Regions from separate parts of the Homo sapiens genome. Here region 2 is linked to region 1. Evidence: read pairs that join two places in POLR2A ChIA-PET (ENCODE). Cell type or tissue: CD4-positive, alpha-beta T cell. All regions are shown on one strand. Each heading gives the region's core, and the rest is flanking DNA. Links, peaks and the distances in the headings are about the cores only.

What was found. ChIA-PET counts read pairs that join two places held together with the same protein. Peaks named below come from ENCODE experiments on the same cell type or tissue, not always from the same donor. Only the 100,000 strongest peaks of a DNase experiment are listed, where the experiment ranks them.
Region 2: POLR2A ChIA-PET joins it to region 1 with 6 read pairs; 1 of 35 experiments calls an interaction of 5 or more read pairs at or near these places.

The regions. Positions count from the first base shown.
Region 1 is chr11:128,500,757-128,512,792 of GRCh38, reverse strand. The region is part of intron 3 of ETS1 (ETS proto-oncogene 1, transcription factor); the gene reads left to right. Among named protein-coding and RNA genes, the nearest start is that of MIR6090, 16 kb to the left of the region's middle. RefSeq lists a silencer at 8,945-9,239 and an enhancer at 8,945-9,239. In CD4-positive, alpha-beta T cell, for the core only: no CTCF peak of the experiment used is centred there; DNase peaks (open chromatin) are centred at 3,812, 4,650, 5,272 and 5,776; H3K4me3 peaks cover 2,500 bases; H3K27ac peaks cover 2,500 bases.
Region 2 is chr11:128,045,378-128,057,413 of GRCh38, reverse strand. LOC107984374 (a long non-coding RNA gene) reads left to right here and starts at 2,679. Exons shown (of 2, transcript XR_001748082.2): 1 at 2,679-3,118; 2 at 5,708-5,831. In CD4-positive, alpha-beta T cell, for the core only: no CTCF peak of the experiment used is centred there; a DNase peak (open chromatin) is centred at 5,963; H3K4me3 peaks cover 794 bases; H3K27ac peaks cover 2,459 bases.

The DNA.
Region 1 (12,036 bases), core at 3,789-6,288:
GAATGCAATCTGCTGTTAGCCACGGCAGTGCCTCTTCCTGACAGGCCCAGTAAGTCAGGGCCCTGGCCTGCTGTTTGCACAGAGGGAAAGGCCAGGCCTGCGTGCTTTGGGTGCCCACAGAATGGTGTCTAGGTGGCCACCGGCTGATCCTTCACTGGACACACGCTGCTTAGCAGAGTTGGAGCCGGACAAGAAACCACCTGCCTTGGCTTCCCCAGCCACCCCGGAAGCTACAAATGTACTGGGCTGTGGCGGCGGTGGAAGAGCGGTGCCCGCACATGGGGGTTATCTGAAGTCTCATCTGATTGATGTTATTTCTGCATTTTGAGAAAGGTCTGTCGCAGTTACCCTTCTCTTTCCAAAGCAGGGACCTAAGTTCAGCATGCCAGTTTTTGGGGGAAAAACAAGGAAAACGATCATTGATGACAGTGTAGAGTTTATCTACTGGTGCTTGTGTAAGCACTTCTCATCTCCATCCATCTTTTCTTTTTTCCTCATGTTCTGTTTATTTTCTGATAGTTATTGGGCGCAAACTTTGTGCCAGTATCCTCATTATTTCGCCCCAATAGTGAAGCATTATTATTGCCATTTCATAGATGAAGAAACTGAGATTAAACGACTTGCCCAAGGTTGCAAAGCTGCTGAGTGGAGGAGTTCAGATTCAAACCCAGCTGTAGCTAACTTGAAAATTCCATGTCTGTTGTTTTCAGAATTCTCAGAAATATTTGGGTGTTTGTGGAATTTGGGGGAAATACTAAGGTCCGTTTGTGCATATTGTTTGCTAGTTCATCTTAATACTTGGCTATATCTGGTAGCATTTTACAGTTTGCCATGTGACTTCACCACATTTGAGCTCATGGTAATCCTTAGAGTTACCAATATTTTACAAATAAGGAAAGTGCAGTGCACCGATGCCAAGTTACCCTCCCAAGGTTCCAGGGCAAATAAGCGGAGAGTTAGAACATGAAGCTCCAGTCAGTTTCTCCAAATCCCCTGACATTTGAGTTCAGCCACATGGATTTTAAACATTTCTTTGATTCGATGAGTATCTAGTACATTCACTTAAATATAATAATGATGTTATTAATAAACGTTAGCTTGAGATCAAAGTGTCAACAAGGCATTCTTTTCTCTTTTGGTGGAGGTAGATTTCACCCACATATTTTATGCATCTATAACAAGTCCCACATAGCTGGCTGATTACTGAGCTTTGAGCAGGTAGCACTGGTCACTATGCACAGATTAGTATGATTACTGAGCTTTGAGCAGCTTGAACAGATCACTATGATATAGGCTCTGGAAAGGTTGTGCAGATATGCCTGATGCCAAGGCACTGGCAAAATTGTTGGTAGGCTGGCAAGTTAGTTCCTTCTCAAGGAAAAAAAAGTGTGAATGATCCTATAGGTTACTAGACAGACATGCAGTTTCCCTTTGGAGAAGGTTGACTTTGGACTTTGAGAAATACATTTTTTTTTCTTTTAATCTAAAGAGATTTGAAAATAATAGATGTCCAATTTTTGTTTACCTATTCTGAACTATAAGGCACATTGCTTTGTTCTTCTGTGCCTCAGTTTACCCCTTTTAGTAAAGGAGGTCTATTTTAATCAGTGAGAGCTTCAGGTAGCTGGAGGAATGCTTCAGGAAACACAAAACACAATGAAAAAATTGTTGAATCTTAAGCTGCATGTTGTGGAAAAGAACTGTACCAAGGAGGCATACAGAGATTAATGTCATCTTAGATGAACAATTTTTTCACCCTGCTAGTTTCCATTTGGGACATAGGGTGTTTGCTGTGGTACCATGCATAGACACTCAGAGCTTAGCAGAGTTATGTCAGATTATCTCTCTAAAACAATGTGTTGTTCCTTACCAAAAAACGTAAGCCCCTCTGGCCGGACCTTATTTTGGTCATTATGGGAGGCAGAGCATTCCAAGGTCAAATGACGGGTTTTCCATCTGGGAAGTATTCTTTTGGTTGCTGGTGTTTCCTTGGGAGTGGATGTAAACCTTAAGTAGCCAGTAGTGACCTTGAGTACCTCTGGATTACTAGGGAAGGGGAGGTAGGGATGGGAAGTTGGGCGGTACACCTGATTATAGCAAGCATGAAGATAATAGTTTTAAGTTTGCTGTTTTGAATCTGGGCACTAACTTCAATGCTTGCCAGGAAAATCTTATCTTGTAAAGCAAATCCTAGTGAGGTCACGAAGTGTGTCTCCTCCTCCAATTGGGGTTCAGCACTATGGCTTGGTGCCCTCCATGTACCAATAGTTTTGGGTCAGGCCTAAGGGGTCCTTGGTCTTAGCTTTGCCCGGTTTGAATATTTTCTCTGCTGTTAACTGGGCAGGGTGGCATAGGTGGTCATCTTATTACCTTCTGTTGCCTGATGTGAGAATCAGGATACCCAAGTCTGGCTTTACCTTAAGCCACCAGATATGGACACATGTCTGCATTATCTTTGTATTCTTCTCCAAGAAGGATGCTCCTAGTGAGTGAGCTGCCTTTCTTTGAGAGAGAGTGGGAAAGTTAATGAGTTCACATTTAGAAAGTACTCTGGAGTCTTTGGTGATTCAAGGAGTGTTATTAAATTAGTGGGAGATATGATACGGAGTGGGGATGCTAAATACATATGAGCTCCCCAAGGGTGAGTCATGTGTATGTGTACAGGAAATGCATCCTTATTTCATATAAGATCAAGAGTTCAATCTTACACCTCCCTTGCCTCCTAATGGAAACCAAACATTCTTCAAAACTGCTGGATGCTTGCTTTTCTTTACATAACTGCAGTTCAGTTGGAGGAGTGAGAGAAGTGAAGCTAATATTTACAGAGAGTACCTACTATGTGTCAGATACTTTGCAATGTGCTTTACAGAAATACATAATCACATTCTTTAAACAACCCTTTGAGGTTGATGCCTTAATTCCCATTTTGTAGATAAGAAATTGAGTCCAGAATTAAGTTCAGATAATTTGCCCAAAGCCATAGAGTTTTCAAGTCATAAATTTGATCTTAGACCTTTCTAGTTGCCAAGGCCTTCCTACTTAGACAGAATCCATTTGGAGAGAAAACTTTCTAACATTCTTCTAAGAGGTCTTGATTCTTGGCACATTCTTCTGTGTGATGTGTTCTCTGTCAGGCTTGTCATTATAGGGGCAGGAAGAACGCACTCATTTCACTTATACATATCTACCATTGGGATGTGTTAGTAGTGGGAAAGTAAAAAAAAAAAAAAAAAAAAAAAAAATTTTCACCTGATTTCCATGGTGCATTTTCAAATCCAAAGTAGACACATGAAAGGTGGCTAGCCAAATTTACTAAACTTGTGTACAGAATTGGTGCTTTGGCCCCCACTCTCCAGATTAGACAATTGAGGAATGAAGTGAGAGCTCCACCCCAGCTTGAGAGTTCTCCAGGGAGGGGATGTTCAGAGGCACAAGCCTAGGGCTTGAAGCTACTTGATGCAAGAGGGACATTTGTAGAAAAGTAAACACACACACAGAATGAATCAGCATCTCCACGGTGGACATAATGTTAACCTCTGATTCAATTGGAGATTTTTAAAAATAAAGAATCTATTTCTGGATTTCTGAAGGTCTCTCTTGCAGGGAGCTTTGTGGCTTTTCCATGCCTTCCACCCATCCTCTTCTGTAATGGATGATCTGATGAAAGAACTTTGAAATTTCAGGCTGACTGCAAAGTCTCCAAAGGATCTGGGGTGCTGGGTGAACCGAACAGCGATTTAGTTTTTTTAATGAGATTGGGCCCTGGGTGACTTGCCGCTGGTTTCTCCTGGCTTTGATCAAAATATCTGCCTAGTGGCATGGTGCAGGCAGAGAGTGATGAGCAAAGATGATGCAAGTCTTCAGTTGCCCCCGACTGCCTTGGTTCGTAAGAAAATATTTTCAGTGTTTTTATGGGCAAACAAGTTCTAAGGAAGTAATACTTGAATTTCCAAAAGCTGGTGCAGAATACACACTAGGCTCTGCCTACACGAGCTAGTCACAAATCTCTTTACGAATCTTCTCTAAATTCCTGTTCTAGAGGAGCCTAAATGAAATTCGCCTTATTTAGTAATTGGTTCTTGGTTCTTATATTTGTCAGGTGGATTTATTTATGCCACAGGCTTTTTACCATGATCTTACGATACAGAGTTTAGATAAACCCTATTTCTCTTTGGGTACCTAAGCCCTCTAAGACAAAGGAGAGGGATTTACATTTAGGGTGCTTGATAGTAAGTAATTGAGTCCCTGAATCACACAGCGTCCCTTTCATTATGTTGGTTATAATGATATTCCTCACTGGAGGCAGCACCATGTCTTGAAAGAGCAGAGTTTTGAGGTAAGACAGCCCTGGGTTTGAATTCAGGCTTGATCTTTACTAATTTTTCCTTAGACAAATTATTTAACTTCTGTAAACCTTTCTTTTCTGATCCTTACAAAGGAGGTAATAATAAAGAGCTTTCAGGGCTGTTAGGATTAGAGATAATTCCTGTGAAAACTTTTATACTTTTTCATTGCCACAGGAGCTCAATAAACCATTATCTTGTAGGTCACTAAATTCTGTACAAAAGTTCATTGCTGCTGTCGCTGTTATTACTTCAGCGGTTGTTAAAACTGTGGTTACTATTAACCTGGTTACAGAAAATTTTCCACTTGACACCTCCATAACCAAGTGGGCCAGAGCCGTCCCTGTGGCCAGTTCAATTATTTTCAAATGCCTCTCACGCATTCTTACCGAACGTGAGTTAGGGCTTGAGTTATGATTCCAACTCTAAAGCATTATTTTTAGACATTGCCCTTGCCACTTCAACAAGGCAGTTTTTTGGAATTGATGTTATCAGGATTTAAAATTATTTTAATTGCTGAAGTACTGTCCTCTTTGCCCTGGAGTCTTTTCTTTTCTGGGAGGTGACCCAGCCATTCAAGGTTTAGGAGAAAAACTCTGTACTTGATAATACAGCCAGGCAGGATTAGAACTCCTGTTCTCCCAGGCGTCATTTCCTGAGCTAGGCTGCTGCCGGGAAGGTCCAGGTCAGTGAAGACCTGGCAGCCCCCTGAAGATAATAAGATTCAAGACAGAAAAAGCCCACCGACCTTTCCTTCTTTGCCACAGATGTCCCTCCTGTCCCCAGAAAATGGCCATCGCAGTTCTAGCAGGCTTCCCCTAAGGAAGATGTCTGCAGGAACCATGCACCTCTGGGGTTTGCTGGTTGCTGATTGCAATGGTTGATTTATAGCCAGAATCTGGCACCTAGAAAAGGGGATCCTGCGTCTTTAAACAGCTGTGCGCCACTGTGTGTAAATGTGCTTGCTAATCCAGTGACTAATTCAGTATATTATAAAGCAGCACTGAGCCGGCTGCCAAGGCAGGGCTGAATCCCAACTGGAGTGGTGTGTAAGGCTCAGAGAATTATGTCTTGAATTCTGCCACACCACCCGTCGCTGAAATCTCATCTGGTGTGTTCCCTGAACCAGCGCTGGCCTTCTGGTTCCTGTCTGCCCACTCCGCTCCCTCTCCTTCCCTCTCCCTCCCTCCGTCCCTGCCTTTATTTACTCATGGAGGGTGGAGCCCGGCTCGATCTGAGTCAGGGCCAGGGAACCAATCAGAGGTGCTCTGGGGCATTCCAGGGGCCAAAATTCATGATCCCTTTTGGAAAAGAATTTCCCAAAAAGATCCCTGGCATCACAGTGTTGTGACTGCACCTTCCTCAGTTCCTGTGCAGTGAGCCTTCACCGCCCCCACACCCCACCGCCCTATCAGCTTTTCCTCTGTCTCCCCCACCAGGGACTGGAGGGCGAAAGAGCCCTGTCTGATGGAGACTTCTTCCCCTTGAGAATCTTTTGTATGTAAGTATAAAGATGCACATATCACTTTAAAAGAGCACTCGGCAGCCTTTTCTGGGAGCATCTTTAGGGTAGGGAACTTGAGGGATTTTGTTCGTCTCCTAGAACCTGTGGCCCTTCCTCTTTAGTCCTCACATAAGTGGTCCCAGAAATTGCAGTTACCAGGTGTCTGCCTCTGGAAATGGCCCGTGCCCAGCCTCTCCCACGGTCGGTCTCCCAGTGAGCATCGCGGGGCTTCCATCTCACAAGGATTTCCAGGTGGCGGAGGTGGCTGTGGGAGATCTCATCCTCTCGTCTTCCCTTTCAGTAATGCCACCAACTGCCAGGGGCGCCATCCTGGACACCTTGCCCGCCTTCTGTCCCTCACGCCCTACACCCAGGACATCTTACGTGCACTCCTTCCTACCCCCTCCCCTAGTGCTTCTGGACCCCGCTAGTTCACTCACTCTGCATTGCAAAACCTTCCGCTTCAGCCGTGATCCCAGCACTCATCGTCTGTTGTGAGCATATAGCTATTGCTTCTGTACTTAGGCGGTGTTTGCTTCTCCCACTAGAGGGAAACTCTGCCTGAGGGATCTATCACCAAGGTATTCATTGTTGGGCTCATAGCAGTGGGCCAGTAGCTCTTTCTCTCTCTAACATTTACTTTTTTTTAAATTGAGATATAATTGATATAACATAAAATTTACCATCTTAAAGTGTACATGTCAGTGCATTCCAGTACATTCACAGAGTTGTGCCATCATCATCAACGTCTAATTCCAGAATGTTTTCATCACTCCCAAAAGAAGCCCCATGCTCATGAGCAGTCAGTAGCTCTTTCTGAAAAAAAGAATGCTGTCCAGCTGGGATGTGAGGAGAAGGGCTCGTATTCCTGATCTGGAGCTTGGAGCACACACCTGGGGGAGCGCTGCATCTCCCCAATCTCAAGGGACTTTTTCAGTCCCTCCTTCCTCACCACTCAAGCCCAGGGTTTATTCTGAGGGCTCATTGGTTAGGCTCCACTGTGTAGTGAGCTAGTGTCGTCTGGACAGAGATAATGAGCGCTTTCACCAGCTGCATGCAGACAGTTCAGTCCGGGGAGCTTGGGGCTGTGGTGGCTGCAATTTCCTAATGGCTTCCTGATGAGGCAGAGCCATTTATTAGCAGCGGATGAGGGCTGCACATCCCAGTCTCTCCCTTTCTCACCTACCCAGGCAGATGGAGAGTGGCTTAAGCTCCCTCCGCCTTTTGCATTGATCACTTTTTGTCTGCTCGCCACCCATTGGTTGGTCTCGCCCATTGATCTGGAGATTGGGTCTGCCTGGCGACTTACCACCCTCTTGGGCTTGCTACTGGGAGAGGCGTCTGAGGCTGTCTGCCCTGGGTCCGTGTGGGCGAGACTCTGGGGCAGCAGCAGGAACAATAGAATGCTGAAGATTGGGTGTTTGGGGCCATTAAAGAGAAGCCCATTGGGAAGGAGAAGAAAAAAATCTGTGGGGTCTAGAAGAGATCACAATGAGGTGGATCTTTCCTGGAACCCTTAGGTCTCTGCATTCCGACTGCATTTGCCTTCACAACTAGAGCTGCTTGTGTTACTTCAGGCCATGGCCTTTCTGGGGGTCAACAGATAGCTTCATTAATTAGATAGATCAGATTCAACTTACTGGCCAGTGCCCCTGATATTAAGTTCTGGCTTTGTCAGTGGGGTTTGTTGTATTCCCTCAACCCTATCACCATGGCTCAGTGACCCTATTTGGAATACCAGCAGGACTAGAAGGGTAGTGGTGTAAAACCTTTAAATGATATGAGGCACTCTGCCTTTCAGTGCTTTTTAGATAAAGGTTCATAGATCACTGAAGTTAACTGCAGTCTTCACTCTTTCTGGATTGACAGGAATAGCACCCTCAAATTTCAGAGCCATCAGACACCATGGTATCATGCTATCGGAGTTGACTGTTGAAAGTTGCTTAATATCCCTGGTATGCAACAAGGATCTTTGCTAGGAGGAAGCTTTTCCACCTTAGAGTCTGACCATTGGTATTCCAGACTTATAACCTGAAATAGGAGTGGATAGCATCATGAATCTGTAAAATCCCATCATATTTATTAGATCTTTGGATGGCTCATTCCTCTGTGATTCTTAATAACTTGGGGAGGAGTAGTGTTTATCCAGAATGATGAACCAGGACTTGATAGTAGTGAAGATATAGGAGAAAGCCTCTCCCTCCCAGTCCACTGTTGTAAGTAAACAGCAATGATGTAGAGGAAAAAAAAATCCTGAGAGGGAGCCAGAGTTCTAGAATTAGTAACCAGTGACTTAAGGCAAGTTGATGTCACCTTGAGCTTCATTTTACCCACCAGTAAAAGAAAAGGTTTGAACTAGATGACATCGAAAGCGTCTTCTAATTCTGTATTCCAGGAATAGTGTAAGACCCCTGACCAGTGGCAGAGCTTGGCTCCTCCTTCTCTCCACTTTTCATCCATTTTATAACTATGTCTGGTTGCAAGGAAAGAGAACATCCCTCCAAGGAGTTGTTAAAGTTTTATAGCAAATTCTGTAAATTCCTCTTTTCTGCTTTTTGGTCCTGGATAAGGCTTTATGCATCCTATAGCTATAGTGAGGGCGGGATAGAGGGACAGAGGCAGGGAAATGTGTGAACACACCAGGAGAGGACTCGGGCTGATAGTTATTGCTCCAGGCCATAAAAAAGGCCAAAGCCAAAGAGATATAGAGGCCAAAATTATAGATTAGGTAGGTCTACACAAACCTTGGAGTAGGCTCGTATGATAGGTTTAGCAGTGAGCGTAATGGTTTAGGGAGCATAAGCATGCTCCCTTCAAAGCTTATCTCTCTAGGCCCCTCCTTTTTAGTGCAGGAAACTTGAGCTGGGTCCCCACAATTATTGCCTAAATCCCCGAAGTCTCAGGATTTCTGACTCCTCATTAGGGACATATATTTAGATTTACTGCACTGTGTGGGGCCTGAATTCCATTAGATGTGCCATGTTGGGGCGGCACCATCGGTTTTTGGTGTGTTTAGCTGGCGTGCTGGTATTTTTTGGAGCCTGTGATAGGCAGAGGGACGGCCATCTCATGTGCTTACCAACATGCTCAGGGTGGGGATTTCTGCATCTTCTCTGATGTCAGCCTTGCTTTAGGGTAAGAATGTGTGTCTCTCTGCCTTCTCCTGACTCCTACCATGTGGTTCCCATGTGGCTCTTGTGAATTACACTGGGATGATTCAGCAGGGCCCTTAGAGAAGGGAATAATTAGTCTGTTGGGAGCAGGGGATAGGGGAGGAGTCAAGGAAGCAGTGTTTGAATGAAGTACCGTACCAGGTCAGGTGACCTATAGATCACTCACTTAGATCTTCACAGTTTGGTCTATTTTAGGTGGTCCAATGTTTCATCTGAATTTCAGTCTCCACCATTTGCATAGCATGAAAGATGTACTAGTATGTTTGCTTGTTATGGGCTTGTGCACATTATCTGTTGTCCTGGTAGTTCAAGTTTATGAGCGCACCCTCCAGATGGTCTGGACCCTGAGCATCTTGACACACTTATGAAGTTGATGAAGAGCATGTGGGGCTGGGGAAGGAACGTGATGCATCCCTTTTAACCATTTCTTGGCTCCTAGGGTTCGTTGGCCCTAGCAGTATCCAGCATGTGCCTGCTCTGTGCTTAAAATTTTAAGTTATAAAACATTTAACTGTTTGCTACTAGTTCCCTCCCAATGGGTTGACATTATCTGGGATGTTGTCTGTAAAATATTTTAAGCTATTTAAAGGAAAAAGAGAAAAAAAATCTTATTTAGATTTGTATATCTCCTTACATGTTGGTTTTCCAGGAACAAGGTGGGAAGTTAGTGACAGGAACTTGAGGCATGAGTGGAAATCTGAAGTTACTGCTCAGGGGATCTCTTTGTTGAGCCCTGAATTTCTTGCCTCTGGGAGATTCCAGCTTTGCACGTGGGATTCTTAAGGCTATAAGGTTGGACTGGATCCAGAGGGTGCAGTTGCTTACTGTTGGTTGCGCATTAATGCTAAGGGCTGTCGGTGGAAACTCACAATGAAGGCATGCAGGAGGAGATGCCTGCAGGGGCTCACGGCCTGTGCCTCCCTCCCTGTTCCTTCCTCCCCAGCCCAGGCTCTCCTCATGTTCAGTTTGGTGTCTGTCACAGGCTAATCTACTGGTGGCTCTTTTTAGTAAGGCTGTAGGAGGATTAAGGATACAAGTAACACAGTTTGGGAAGGATTAAAATTGAGTATCTCTCCAAAGCCATGTTAGAGCAAAAGATGAAATTCCAGAAAATAGAGATACCATCAAAAAGGGGCTGAAATAAAGGGAAGAAGAGATTGTCCCTGAGATGTAATGCATACATATCTGTGAATTTCAGCTCTTGGCCTCTTTATTTGTCTCCAAAGAAATGAGGAGGGAACTTTCCCAGGGAAAAGCTCCTTTATAGTGCTCCTAAACATGTATAATTAACAGACCTAATAAGACTGTTGTTTCAGAAACCATAGAGTTGACCTCCATCGATTGGTTATTTTTTCCTTGGCGTTCCCACCTTCCTGCAACCTCTGTACAGAGAGGCCTTAATTGCTTTGGGCTGGGCAGAGCAGCAGTTACTTTTCTCATCTCTCCCTTCTCAGCAGTGGCTGTATTTTAGCAGAAGGCAAGCAAGCTTAAGAGAACCTCTAGGCTAAGAAGCAACTATACGAAGAAAAAAGAAGCCCATTTCTAAGCAGGCAGCCTTCTTGGTGACCTCATCTTCCTCCCAACTTGGGTCCAGTTGGAGCTGTGCATACAGGGCAGACTTCCAGTTCCTCCTGTCTGGGACTAACAGTGGCAGATATAAATAGACCAAGACTTTGTCTGTAGCCATTGTTCTCTAACTGCCCATTGTTTCTAGAAGCAAAGCAATGCTGTGGCTGCAGCTCTCTTTCTCTCTCTCTCTCTCTCTCCACCCCACCCCCTTTCTCTGTCTTTCTTTATTTCACTGTACAGGGGTCTGAATTCCAGCTCAACCATTTGTACTATCAGCCACCTTTCACTTGCCAGATGCTTAGAAACTCGAGGGGAGAACTGGCTCCACAAGTGGGAGACCAACTGAATATTGTAACCTCATATTTTGATTCCAGTAATGCTTTTGTCTGAGTCTTTCCATGATATATTTGTGGTCAAGACAAAGATATGTGGATCTAATGATAGTAAAGTCAGGAGGATTTGTAACTGGTTGAGCAACTATACCCAACGGGTCTTGATTAATGTGTCAGTGTCAGAGTAATGCATGGTCTCTGATGTTATGTTATGGGGATCAGTACTTGCTGGTTGCCTTTTCAACATTTTTATTAGGGGCTTAGAATAGAGAAAGACACAGAAAGCACACTTAGTGCATTGCAGATGGTGCAAAGCTGAGAATGATGGCTAATAGGATGAGCACAGATTCAAGGTATAAAAAAGTTCTTAGAAACATGGATCGAAACAAAGTGAAGTTAATATGGATAAATGTGAAGCCCTGTTGTGAAGTTAATAAAATTCAGTCAATAGGTACAGAACTGGTTCAGTATCACTTTCTATGGAGAGGTCCTGGCAATGTCCTTTGAGTGGCTTTTGTAGTTAGGCTGTTAGATCAGTGTTGTCTTAGTCTGCACCAGTCAAAGCTTATGGAGTAAGATGATCATCTCATTGTTCCCATTTAACTTCTGAGAAGCACGATGTTCACCTATGAATGCTTGTGATGCTCTTCAGGAACATAGGCTTAGAGGAATGCTTCTAGGTGGAGCGAGGGGAGTGGCCAAAAACCATGCCAACATGAATGGTTGAAGGAACCACGGAGTTTGGAAACCTGGACGGAAGTGATGATAGGAGGAAGAAAGCAGGGGAAAAGCTGCCAGATAAGGACAAATTTGCTTTGTGCTGCTGATCTCTCAACAAGCAAAGCAAGGGCCTATTGATAGAATTCATAAGAAGGCAGATTTAAACTCGTTGTGTCTAATCATTTTTAAATAATCATTTTGGCTTATAAGTGAAATTGTGTAGCTCAAAAAGGATGGGGCAACCAAATGTCTTAAGTGAGAAGACTTCTGGGGAAGTATGGTGGTCGTTCTTCAGGTCCTGCCCTGCCCCTCATGACCACTCATCATCAAGTACTCCTCTGTGGATCTGGAAGCTGGAGCAGGGTGTGCACGCATACTGTGTTGCTTCAGTGCCT
Region 2 (12,036 bases), core at 4,538-7,037, 460 kb after region 1:
GCAAGCTCAGGTGATACATCTCCAAGTCACTCCAAGGAACAACTGGATTAGACTATAGGATTAGACTTTGAAGCGTTAAAGAGGTTTTTGTGGAAGCAGGGGAAATGGCACTTGTGGAATTATTACTATTAATTTTGTACTCATTGTACTCACTTGTAGTCAAAGCCTGTAGAAATGTACCTTAAATTATTTGATGTAGATATGTATAGATATGTGTAGATTTTAAACTATCAATGAAAAAGTGGCAGGTTAGTTTACTCTGTCATCTACAAGTCCTTTTATTCACTTATACTTTCTTCCAAAAACATTATTTTCCCTTTCCTAGATGTCTCAAATTTGATATTTGTAAATATTCATCCATTTATTCACTAAATATCTTTTTTTTTCAAGAGTCTGTGAAATCTAGTGGGTATGCTATAAGATTCCAGATAAGACAGGTTGGGACTTGAACCCTGTCCTTGCTATTACTCACTGGGGGCTATCGTCAAGTTTCTTAATCTATCTGTGCCTCAGTTTTCTCATAAGTAAAATGGGAATCACACACACACATTCACATACACATATGCCCTTATTGAGTTGCTGCAAAAGTATAGATAATGTACTTATTTCAATGTCTGAATATAGTCAGTGCTTATTCATGTTAGCTTAAATAACCAACAGCAACATTATTATCTATTATGAACATGCAGGGCCTTGTGAGAAAACAGGAAAAAATGTCTCAGGGTCATTGTCAAGGAGTCCTTTTTATGCTCCGGTAAGAAAGGTAAGTCTTATAATTTTGGAACAGTCATGTTGTCATTGAAAGATGAGTTTTCTCTCTAGTATTCCTGCCCTAGTGTCAGTCCCCATTTTGGCTTTTGGGTGTGAAGAGTGGTTTGTCTTTTTTGCTGGTATCTTTTGTTCAGTGAAATAGTGAATATATACCTTTGTTCTGTTTACTTCCCATGGTTTTATTTTCTCTCATTAATGTTTTTCCTAAATTCCACTGCAAAAAAAAAAAAATGGCTGATAAAGATGGAGAAAAAAAGTCTAGAAAGAGGGATTTGTTTGTGTCTTCTCCTAGTAAAATTTTCAGCCCTTGGCGGTGGTGGACATTTTTCTCTCTTATCACATTCTCTGCAGTTGAGCTATTCCCACCAGAGACATATTCAGGACTGGACATTATTTTGATTTTAAAGAAGGGGTAATCATGAATTAATTATTAATTTCAATCATGAAGAAATGATGGTCAAAGAAGAAGTAATCAAAAGAGAACAGTAAATAAATAGAGGCTTCACACCCAGATTGTAGGATGGCTACAATCACAAAGACAGCAAATAACATGTGCTGGTGAAGATATGGAGAATGGAGAACCCTCATACCCTGCTGTTGGGGATGCTGAATGGGGAAGCCCCTTTGAAAGACAGCCAGAAAGTTCTTCAAAAGGTTAAATGCAGAGTGACCACATGACTCAGAAGTCACATTTCTAGATTTATACCCAGGTGAAATGAAAATATGTCTCCACCCAAAAGATTATAGCAACATTATTCATTATACACAAAAAGTGGAAACAGCTCAAATCTCCTTCAGGTGATAAATGGATAAATAAAATGTGGGTTATTCATATAATAGAACCTGATTCATCAATAAAAATAAATGGAGCACTGATGCATGCTATGGTGTGGATGTACAGCATGTATGAACATGAAAAACACTTTGCTCAGTGAAAGAAGGACGTCATACTGTATGATTCCATTTAAATAAAATGTCCAGAATAGGCAAATCAACAGGGACAGAAAGTAGATTCGTCGTTGCCAGGGCTGGAGTGGAAGGGACTGGGGGAAATGGGGAGGGACTGACATTGGGTGTGGGGTTTCTTTTTGGTGTCATGAAATGATCCAAAATTCACTGTGGTGGTGGGTAACTTTTCGAATATACTTAAATCATTGACTTGTACATTTTAAATGGGTGAATTGTATGGTATGTGAATTATATTTTAGTAACACTGAGCTTAAAAAAATAGACTGACACAATGTAGATAACTACCCCACCTATATTCCACCCCTAACTATAGTGAACTTTTATAAATAACCTTGAGATATAAAACTTTGCCCCTGGAAGAAAGGGAACATCTGTGTTACAAACACAAACATGGACAATTTCTTCAAGAAATAAAGGGAAATTAGAATTTTTTTAAAAACCTGCAATTCCAAGTTACATTTTTAAGAATTGCTATGCACTTTGACAAGTGCAGGACAGTTCCTCATCAACTATGCTGTGATCGTACAGTTTGCTGAAATATTTTCATTTCTAGCATATTATTATATTAAGAAAAGAAAGTGCTTTGTGAAATTGTTGAGACCAAGAAAAGCAGCCCTAGAGTGGCCTGGAGGGAAAACATTGGGTCTCTTTATGATATTACTCAAAGGCCTTTTAGATCCTGGAGAGGTGACAAAGTCACCCAGGAGAGTGAAGGATAACACAGTAAAAAGTCTTATGTAAAACTGAGACAGGGCTTTTCCTCTGGAAGAATCTTCAACTTCTGGTGCTAAGTCATCTTCCTATAGCTTCCCTGAAGCAGGAATTAGCATTGTAAACTCTTTCTAGACTGTAGGGTGAGTAAACTAGCCTCACCCAGTGAAGCTCTTGCAGAGACAAGAGCAGATGGCAGACATTCAAGCAGCAAGCCCTGGCTCCATCCACCTGCACCTTATGTGGCAGCAACTCTGGTCAGGGAGCACTCAAGAGGCTGTGGAAAGATGCAAGAGAAATAGGACATGTCCAGTGAATCATCCTGGCACACATATGAATGGTTTTTTAACTGTGAATCTGCTTATTTCCACACAAATAGCATAGGAACTGAGGGAATCAAATGAGAGCCACTGTCGCTCTGACAAAAAGAAAGAGAAAGGAAGAGAGACAGAGGAAGTAAGCGTTTGTTTCATATTTACTTCTTGAATATTCCCTAGTGCAAAGCACATGTATGTGATCCTGCTCTATGCTCATGAAATCCATGCATCATCTCTTATATTAATTTTACAGATGTGGAAACTCAAATAAAGAGAGGTGAAAGAGTCCCCAGGACAACACAAAAAGGTGACAGAGCCACTGAATTTAAATCCATACCCTCTAATTCAAGGTTAGTTCTCTTCTCTATAACTGCTGTTTCCAATAGTTTCATGGAAACCACAAAATATTTTCTAATTTACCCTAAATATTTTAAATATTTTCATGACATTCTTTACTCCAATGTATAGTTACCCTCTTTCCTGAATTCTTAAACTCTCATCACATTTACTTAAGTAGCCTGATATTTAATTTTTTTTTTTCAGTGAGATGGTAAGTCTCCAGGGTGAGAGCTGTGTTCAAGGTGCCCTTTTTTCATTCAAAATATCATGTGCACTTATTGATTCATAATAGGCATTCAATAAAAATTTGCTGAATCAAAAAGAAAAAGAAATCCAGATATTCTGTTTTATTTCCATTGTCCTCCTCCTTCTCATTTTGAGCTGTCTTCATGTTTCAGGCACTACGCTTAGCACAATTCATACCTTATCTCATTTAAACACAATTATTATCTGCTTTTTTTACTTAAGAAAACTGAGACACAAAGACATGGGGCTTATTTTCACAAGGCCACAGAGCTTGAGCGTTCATCAGCCTGATCCCAGAGCCCAACCTCTTAACCATTACAGGATTTTGTCTCAAGACCACCCATCAATGCGGTAATGGGATCTAAAGTTGAACCCAAGAGCTCTGGCTTTTTGGCTGCCAACCTCATCATTAACCCCTCCACCAGGGGAAATCAACCAGCCAAAAAGCTGTGCATTCTCTCCCCAGTATTTCCTTCCACCTAAGCCAGCATGGTATTCCCCAGAGTCACTTCCCACCCTGGCACACAAACCACAAGTAAAAAAACTGGAGCATCAAACACCAACATTAGCAGGATAAATACTCCATCTAATCATCCTACTAAATCATCAGACTGAGTCCCCAGAATTCTAATGCTCTTTCACTCCATTCCCTCTGCCTCTCTTGAGGCTTTAATTTGAGCCTTTCCCTCCCAACTAAAACCAGATATGTAAAGATGGTATTATATTTCTTCACAGCTAATAGCCAGACTATGAAATCATCCAGCAAGCAACTCCCAAGCCATGTGAATCAGTCGTAACACATTTCCTTCATTTTTATAACCCTGGAGATGGAAGAAGGGCCAGGAGGTAGATGAAGGGGAGGGTTATTGCCAGGTATTGTTAACTTTGTCCCTGGGTAATTGAAGTAAGAGCAGTCCAGGTCAGATTAGAAGCAAGATCTTGGAAAAGCTTGGATATAACAGGGACCTGGTAGACCCATATTGGATTGATTATGAAGCAGGAAGTGAAATCTGACATGCCTGACATTTAACACCCTAACCACATCCTGTCTCCTAGATGATGAGAATAAAGATATTGTATATTCAGTGGCACTGACATTTTTATGCCTCTTAACGAAAAGGGAAACAACTTTCTGGGACTGGTTGAAAGGATAAGGAAGCAGAGAACACCTTCACGGCCTTTAAGGAAGATAGGGGATTTGAGTAGGAAGTTGTATAAGGAAGGAAACATCAAGTCCTATATTTTGGGTGAATAAAGCAAACTAAGTTGCATCAGCCTGGGCAAAGAATGTTTTGAGTGAGGAAAATAAATGAAATAGCAATTGAAAACAGAAAAATCCAGTAATGATTTCTTTATTACCTGAAATACTTGAGATTTTTCAATGTTTTCACTCTCAACGTTTTCAACAATTTTCAGAACTAAAGGTATTTTAAAACTTGTATTAACTGTTGAAGGCTACTTGAGGATGCATAGGATTGAAGCACTGGTAGGTGTCTAGCTTAATAGCACATCTCAATAGCACATCTTGTATTTATATAATACAGCTTGAGGATTTCAACAGGTCTCTCAAAATGACCCCCTTCAGCAGCCCAGTCCACCTCCAAGTGCCCTCTTCTAAACAACTGAAAATAAGCAGGAAACAATTTCTTGTTATCGCTGGGAAAGAGATAGTTCTATTTCCCGAGTAATCGGTTTCCATGCATAAACAGCAAGAAAATATTCTTTTTGCCATTCTGAACCTAAATCACTCTTGCTGTAATTTATGATCATTTTCTCATATTCCATATTAAATAAAAGTGGAAAATAGCTCACTATTTCTTTTATTATAAGATTGTAGTTGACATCAGTAGATAATATCCATTCGACTGTATTCAGAGGAGTGGAAGGACAGGTGATTTTATCTAACATGGAACCATAGCCCCCAAATATGATGGAGCTGAGTAAAATCACTTGGTGGCCTGCCAGGAATGACACCACAGAAAATGTCATCAATGGTAATAGCAACAATAATATCTAGCTCCTCAACAGCATTTTATAATTTTGGAGAATATTTTCACATAAATCATCACATTTGATAGCCTTTTAAATTTTTATTTTAAAATGTATTTAACTTATTGAGAACTCTTACCTCACAATCATGCAAGCCACTTAAAATTTCCAGAAAGAAAACATAAATTTCCTATGAACTCAGCACTCTTCCCTGTTTGTCACTTTTGCTTTTGTTTCTCATGGATTTCATTCTTCTCTTCTCCAAAGTATTTCATCCTTATTTTGGTTCTTTCCTGTTCTCTTTTGCACACTCATCCGTCTGATTTCCAAGAACGTGATTCTCTTCTTTTATGTTTCCCCCCAAGGAAATGAAAGAAGAGTTTTGAAGAGACAGCTGCCCTCCATGCTCACGGCAGCATCATTCAAAACAGCTAAGATGAAGAAACAACTAAAAAAGTCTGTTGAGAAATGAATAAAGAAATACAATAATTTGTTTTTTTCTTCTTCCCACTTTCAACTTGTGAGACCCCATCACTGCCTTTTGGACTCTTGCTTCTTTTCTGATTCATGTTCCTGTTCACCATCACCTGCCCCACAGCACCCTCACAGGAAAAGAAAAAAAAAAGCCAAAACAAAACCGATCTCTTTGTTCACTGGATCAAAAGTCTTTTATTATAGTGCATTCAGACATTCAGAATACATATATGAGGCCTGCTATTCCTCACATGTTTGAGGGGAAGCAAGTAGTGTTTTTTACTTTTATTTTCTTTTGCCCTTGTTACTACCAAAACTACACACACACACACACACACACACACACACACACACACACCCTGTGTGCATGAATCTGCAGAAACTATTTTGTGAGTTCCTTTTACTATTTTACTGAGACATAGCATTAGTCTCACTTGTTGGTGGAAAATATTTGTATTTATCAAGGAACCTGACATCAGAAACCAGCTGGTCAATCTTACTTGCTTTCTAGTTGAGTCAACTCTATGTTGTTGAAAGGTCATAGGATTTGGGGAAAAAAAAGACAAAGATTTAGGCCAAAAAGACCTGTCACTCACTGGGACATGGATCAGACACTGAGTCCTCCCTGGGCACCAGTCATCTCTTCTGTGGAAGGGAAACCCTGCTTTCTGCACTGCCTCTCTCATGGTGATAAAAGGAATAATGGGATCGTGAATATAAATGCTTCATAAACTCTGAAGTTCTATAGGTTAAATTAAATAAGCTGGAGGCCACTAGCCTGAGTCTGTCTCCATACTTTGAGTTCCTACGTAGCAAAGTACAACCTAACTTAGCACTTAAACCTAACTTAGGAGTATAATAAACAGAAGTGTTTCAGCCAGTCACAGGCAGTCAACTCATCATACCGTACTCAAATAAGGCAGACATCTTAGCTGTGGCCAATAAAATGATTCTTCTACTTTACTTCTGTGTCTGCCAATAAAAGCTCGCTGCTCACTCTCCTAAAAAAAAAAAAAGCTCTCTGAACCTCTTCTGATTCTTAGAGTTGCCTGACGCCTGAATCATTTTTTGCTCATGTAAATTCTTTTAAATTTAATTTGCCTGAAGTTTTTCTTTTAACATATGCCTGAATATGATTCTTGATCATTTTTAAAGCCCCAAGTTTTAATTTGCAATGGTAGTATATCACAGTGGTCAGGAATATATAGACTTTGAAGGCAAAACGTCTGAGTTTATATCCAGGTTTTGCTGTTATAGTAGTGTGACCTTGCGCAAGTCATTACTTAACTTCTCTATGCCTCAGTTTTCTCATAATAATGGCACCTACATTAAAGGGTCATTATAATCCCATTACTAGTGGATATATGCAAAGTAGTTAGAAAAGTAGTAGGTACTTTATAAAGTCACCTGCTATTTTATTGTTGTTGTTAGTTTTTGTTATTTTATTTATTTTCATAATTTCATTTTTAACTTCTTTCTCTCCAAAGCACGAGCTAAAGATCTTTGTTGGCCTATGTTCAATGCCCACGTCTTCAGGACGGTTGGAGCTTCATCTTTATGGCTTACATTTTATGTTACTGATTCACACTTTCACTTCTGGGTGATTTTTCCTTATTGGTGTTCCTAGTGCCTTTGTTTTATTATTGTGAATGTGGTGTCATCTCCGGAAGACCAGATTGTGTTCAGCCTGCACACCATTTATCTCTTTAGCTTCTTTACTTCCCTCTTCTTCAGAATCTGACAGGTAAATTCTAATAGGAAAGCTTCAAACCCATAGAGATGGCTCTACATGAAGTGTTACTCATCAATCCCTCTGGTATTTTTTCACTGAAGCTTCGCTCATGGAGGTCTCCTGGTTTACAACACCTTCCTGTATTTCAGAAGCCTCTATGGCACAAAAGAGTTATGCATTGTCTTAGACAGAAAATAATTGTTTGATCAATCAGATCTTTGTGGATGAGCAACCTTTGATTTTTTCCTTTGGGCCTATTTTCCATTTTCCTTGAAGTTCACAGAAAACCAATCACCATCTCTTTGCTCTTGTATACCCTGGCTGCATTGTTTATCATTCCTGTTCTTCTTGTCAGACTTCATGGCAAGCTTAGTCTTCAATTTACAATCTTGTCCTTCTGTTTCTCTCAAAAAATGTTCCTAATGCCTCCTTTCTTCCTTTCTTCTAACTTTTTCAACTTTCTCCCATTTGCTATTAGCAGCCAGAGGTAAACCCAGTCACCCTATAACAGAGTGGACTCTGCAGTGAAAGGGGCTCACCCTGGATGTTTCTCTTCTCCAGGAATTCCACCTTGTGGCTTACTTTGTAAACGGTCATGGTGGCTGCTCCTTTATTTTGTTTTTCATTTTTGAATAGTCACACTGTGTTGAGCCGTTCCTTACCTCTATCCCTGCCACCCCGTCTCTTAGAGGATTCCTGCACAAGCTGTCTGTGCCATTTTCCTCAGTGTCACCTGCCCGTGGCTGCCGTGTCTTGAAAGCCCATGGCTACTTCCCTTTCCCATCCTGCTCACACTCAGAAGGCTGGGATTGGAGCTTTGATTCTTGCTTAAACTCTTCATTGCTCATCACTTTGATCCTGCCTTTGCGTATTTCTTCTTTTTGGTCTTTGATTTTGCTATTTCTGCTCAAATTTCTGCTTTTTTTTTTTTTTCCTATTTAAGAACTCCATTAAATGATTCCACAGCTGGAAATATCTATTTACTTCCCCAAAGATGGTGGCTTTATACTTTCCCTTGAAAGCCCCCCACCTCTCTCTTTCAAGTGTTCATTTTTCTCTGAAATTTTTGGAAGTGAGAATGGGCAGTCTTCATTTTTCTTAGCATAGTTTAAATTTGTTCTTTTATTTATTTATTTATTTATTTATTTAGAAGCAGTTTTGCTCTTGTTGCCTAGACTGGTGTGCAGTGGTGCGATCTCAGCTCATTGCAACCTCCGTCTCCCGGGTTCAAGTGATTCTCCTGCCTCAGCCTCCCAAGTAGCTGGGATTACAGGCATGCGCCACCATGCCTGGCTAATTTTGTATTTTTAGTAGAGATGGGGTTTCTCCATGTTGGTCAATCTGGTCTCGAACTCCCGACCTCAGGTGATCTGCCCACCTCAGCCTCCCAAAATGCTGGGATTACAGGCATGAGCCACCGCACCTGGCCTTGTTCTTGTTTTAACAGGAATCTGTTCTTCCTCCAAGTACTTCTGTCAATTTTGTGTCTGGGAAATTTAATGTAGCCTTTACTGAAGCATGACTAAAATAGGTACTATTATTCATTAACTCCACCACTCTGACCATAAATCCAGTCTAGTCTATTTCTCCACTTTTCTTGGTCAGCGAATGTTGCTGTAAGGACACTCCTCTAGTAGCTCATTCTCACAAGGCATGTTAGAAACCCACTGGCAACACCAGTCTTCTTGCTTTGTGTAGAATCTATTCTATGCATCATAAAAACTATTATTAAAATGATTTTTCAGGCAAAAATAATATTTAGTAGAATTTTCTGTGTTAGGCACTGTGCTAAGTATTTTCTAACATCAGCTTTGTTTTATACTTATAAAATACCTTATGAGGCAGGTAAAAAATAGTAGAACAATTTTATGGCTTTCTTTTTTTATAGGTAGAGATTTTATAGGTAGAAACTAAGGGTTGACAAGAGTATGATCCATTCAGTGGTAGAACCAGAATTCTAATGCATGTCTTCCAGTTTCCACGGTGCCACATGACACATCGTTTACCTTAACCTTTTTCATCATTAAAAAAGTCATGAAATATTTTAAGTATAATGAAAAGTAAATAACATAATCAGCATAATTGATTAAATTTCAACATTTTACCATATTTCTTTCAGAATTATTTTTATTATTAATAATAGTAGCAATATATTACATAAGTTAAATATTATCATAGATGCAGTTGAAGAGCTACATGGACTCCAGTTCAGTTTCATTATACTGAATTTGGTGTGTTATCATTCTTAGCTAATGTTCAGTGTTGTGCTGAGAAAGCGTTGATGTTTATTAGTTGATTTTGTTTGTGTTTTTTTCGTTTGTTTTGCTTTATGTTATTAAGAATTGTGTTTCTTTAATTAGTGTACTATTTCTTTCTGTGGTATTAGTAGATGGTTGAGGTCAGGGAGTACATGTAGAGGTAAAGCACCTGTCTATTCCATAGAGAACTAGATATGGGAGCTGGTTCTGAAGTTCCCAGAAGCTGAAGAAGAGTTTGTATTTTACAACGGCTGCTCAAGTCATTCTTCACTTAACTTTGGTGATTCGATTATTTTGAACAGTGGAATAAACTGAGCAATTCATTTTTGTTCAGTATGAGTAACTCTTGCTTATCTATGTAACCTTCTTTCACAAACAAAATGTCATTGTTAACTTGGCTTTTGTTTTTCTGACTTGTGAGTCAACTACAAAGTGGCATTAACAGAGACGTTGATACTGTATTTCCAGCTGTAAAACTGGGTTTTAGGAGAAATGGAGTAAAAAACGTGTATTATTAGAATGCCAAAGGCAACAGTTAACCAGGACTATCCCTAGATGCCTTACTAACTAAGTACTAGATATTTATATTTCTAAAAGCAAAGTTCTGATGGAAAGCTCTACCAACTTAGGGATTGCATAACTTATGAGGAATATTGGGAACTTCAATAAAAGGAAGAAAAGTTCACAAAACTAGCATTATAATGAGAAGTCGATAAATAGTATCTTTTAAAATAATAACTCTATAATTATTGTATGTTTACTTGGATTAAGCACAATGGAAACTACTTTAAATATATTTCCTTGTGTAATACTCATAATTACCCTATTACATATTCTTAGTCTCATTTTTTTAAATAAGGAAACCGGGGCTTAGAGAGCTTAAGCAATTTATGTAAAGTTACCCAGTTATTAAGTGAACAGGCAAAAATCTGTTTAAATTCTCTTAAATATCATCCTGGAGATTGACCTTTCTTCCAGCAAAGCCTGTCAGATCCTAGTATTTAATGTACTAAAGTAATCAGGCAAAGTAGGAAAAAATTAAATCAGAAAAGGAAAGATTTGTCCATTCCTTGTGTTTCTGCAGGAAACTCTACGTATTAGCCATCATGTCTAGCTTATACTGGATTTTCAATTATTTGACCTTTTGTCTGTTTCATTATCGCATCACTGGTTATTTTTGTCTTGTACGGCACCCAGTGTATATAGCATCAAGTACTAATAAAAGGAACTTCCAAATACAACACTTTTCCCTCTGGCTTAGTGGTGTCCAAGATTTATGAAACTACAATAACTTTATTTATTGCACAACATAACTCTCCCCAAAGGAGTTCTGCAATTTTCATTGTGTTTTTCCAGTTAAAGATAAGAGTAATTGGAAAATTAGTACTGTTTCAGAGATCGTCATTATGGTCTTAGGATATAGAAGACAACAAATGTAGTTAGATTCCCTGTTAACATAGTTTCTGCTACATAATAAGTCATCAATACATGTTATAGAATATTATTATTTGTCTTTAGTAAAATAAATCATAACAAGCATATACATACAAAAATGTAAGAATGAGATATATGGAATGAAAAATGCATAATGATAACTTTTAATAGGCAGCTGCTCTATCATGACAAAAAATACACAGGAAAGACATGAACTAGCTTTTGAGTTTATGATAAAAAATTTAGGCTAAAAAGCTATTTAATGTTTGGAAAATGAAATTTCTAATAGAAATTTTATTAGCCAGGCTCTAATTTATTTCTGTTCTAAAAGATAACCATGGATTAAATGAAATAAGAGTCTCTGCTTTCCTAAGAACTTACATTACATGAAAACATTGCCTCAGTCTCAGTCCCTGCTAACAGTAATTTTCATAGTACTTCCCAATAATTTTTACATAGACTATTTTAGCCTTTAGAAAAATGCTCTAATAAAATAGCTGCAGCAATTTGCAGACAGGGAAGCTGAGAAGAAGAGGTTAAGTAAGTTACACAACCATGTGGAACAAACGGCCCACATTTTCCATCTCCAAATCAGGATATTTCCAAAACTCAACTTCACATCTGTGGTGTGTAGCACATTCCTAGCACGAATTATCATAATAAACAGAGGGAAATTCACTTTAAAACAATAAATTATTATGCTTGGATAATGGCAAACGATGGGTCATTACTCAATTAACAAATTTGTAAATTTGTGTCTTAAAATTGTTTGACTAGATTTTGGCTTGTGTGGTTG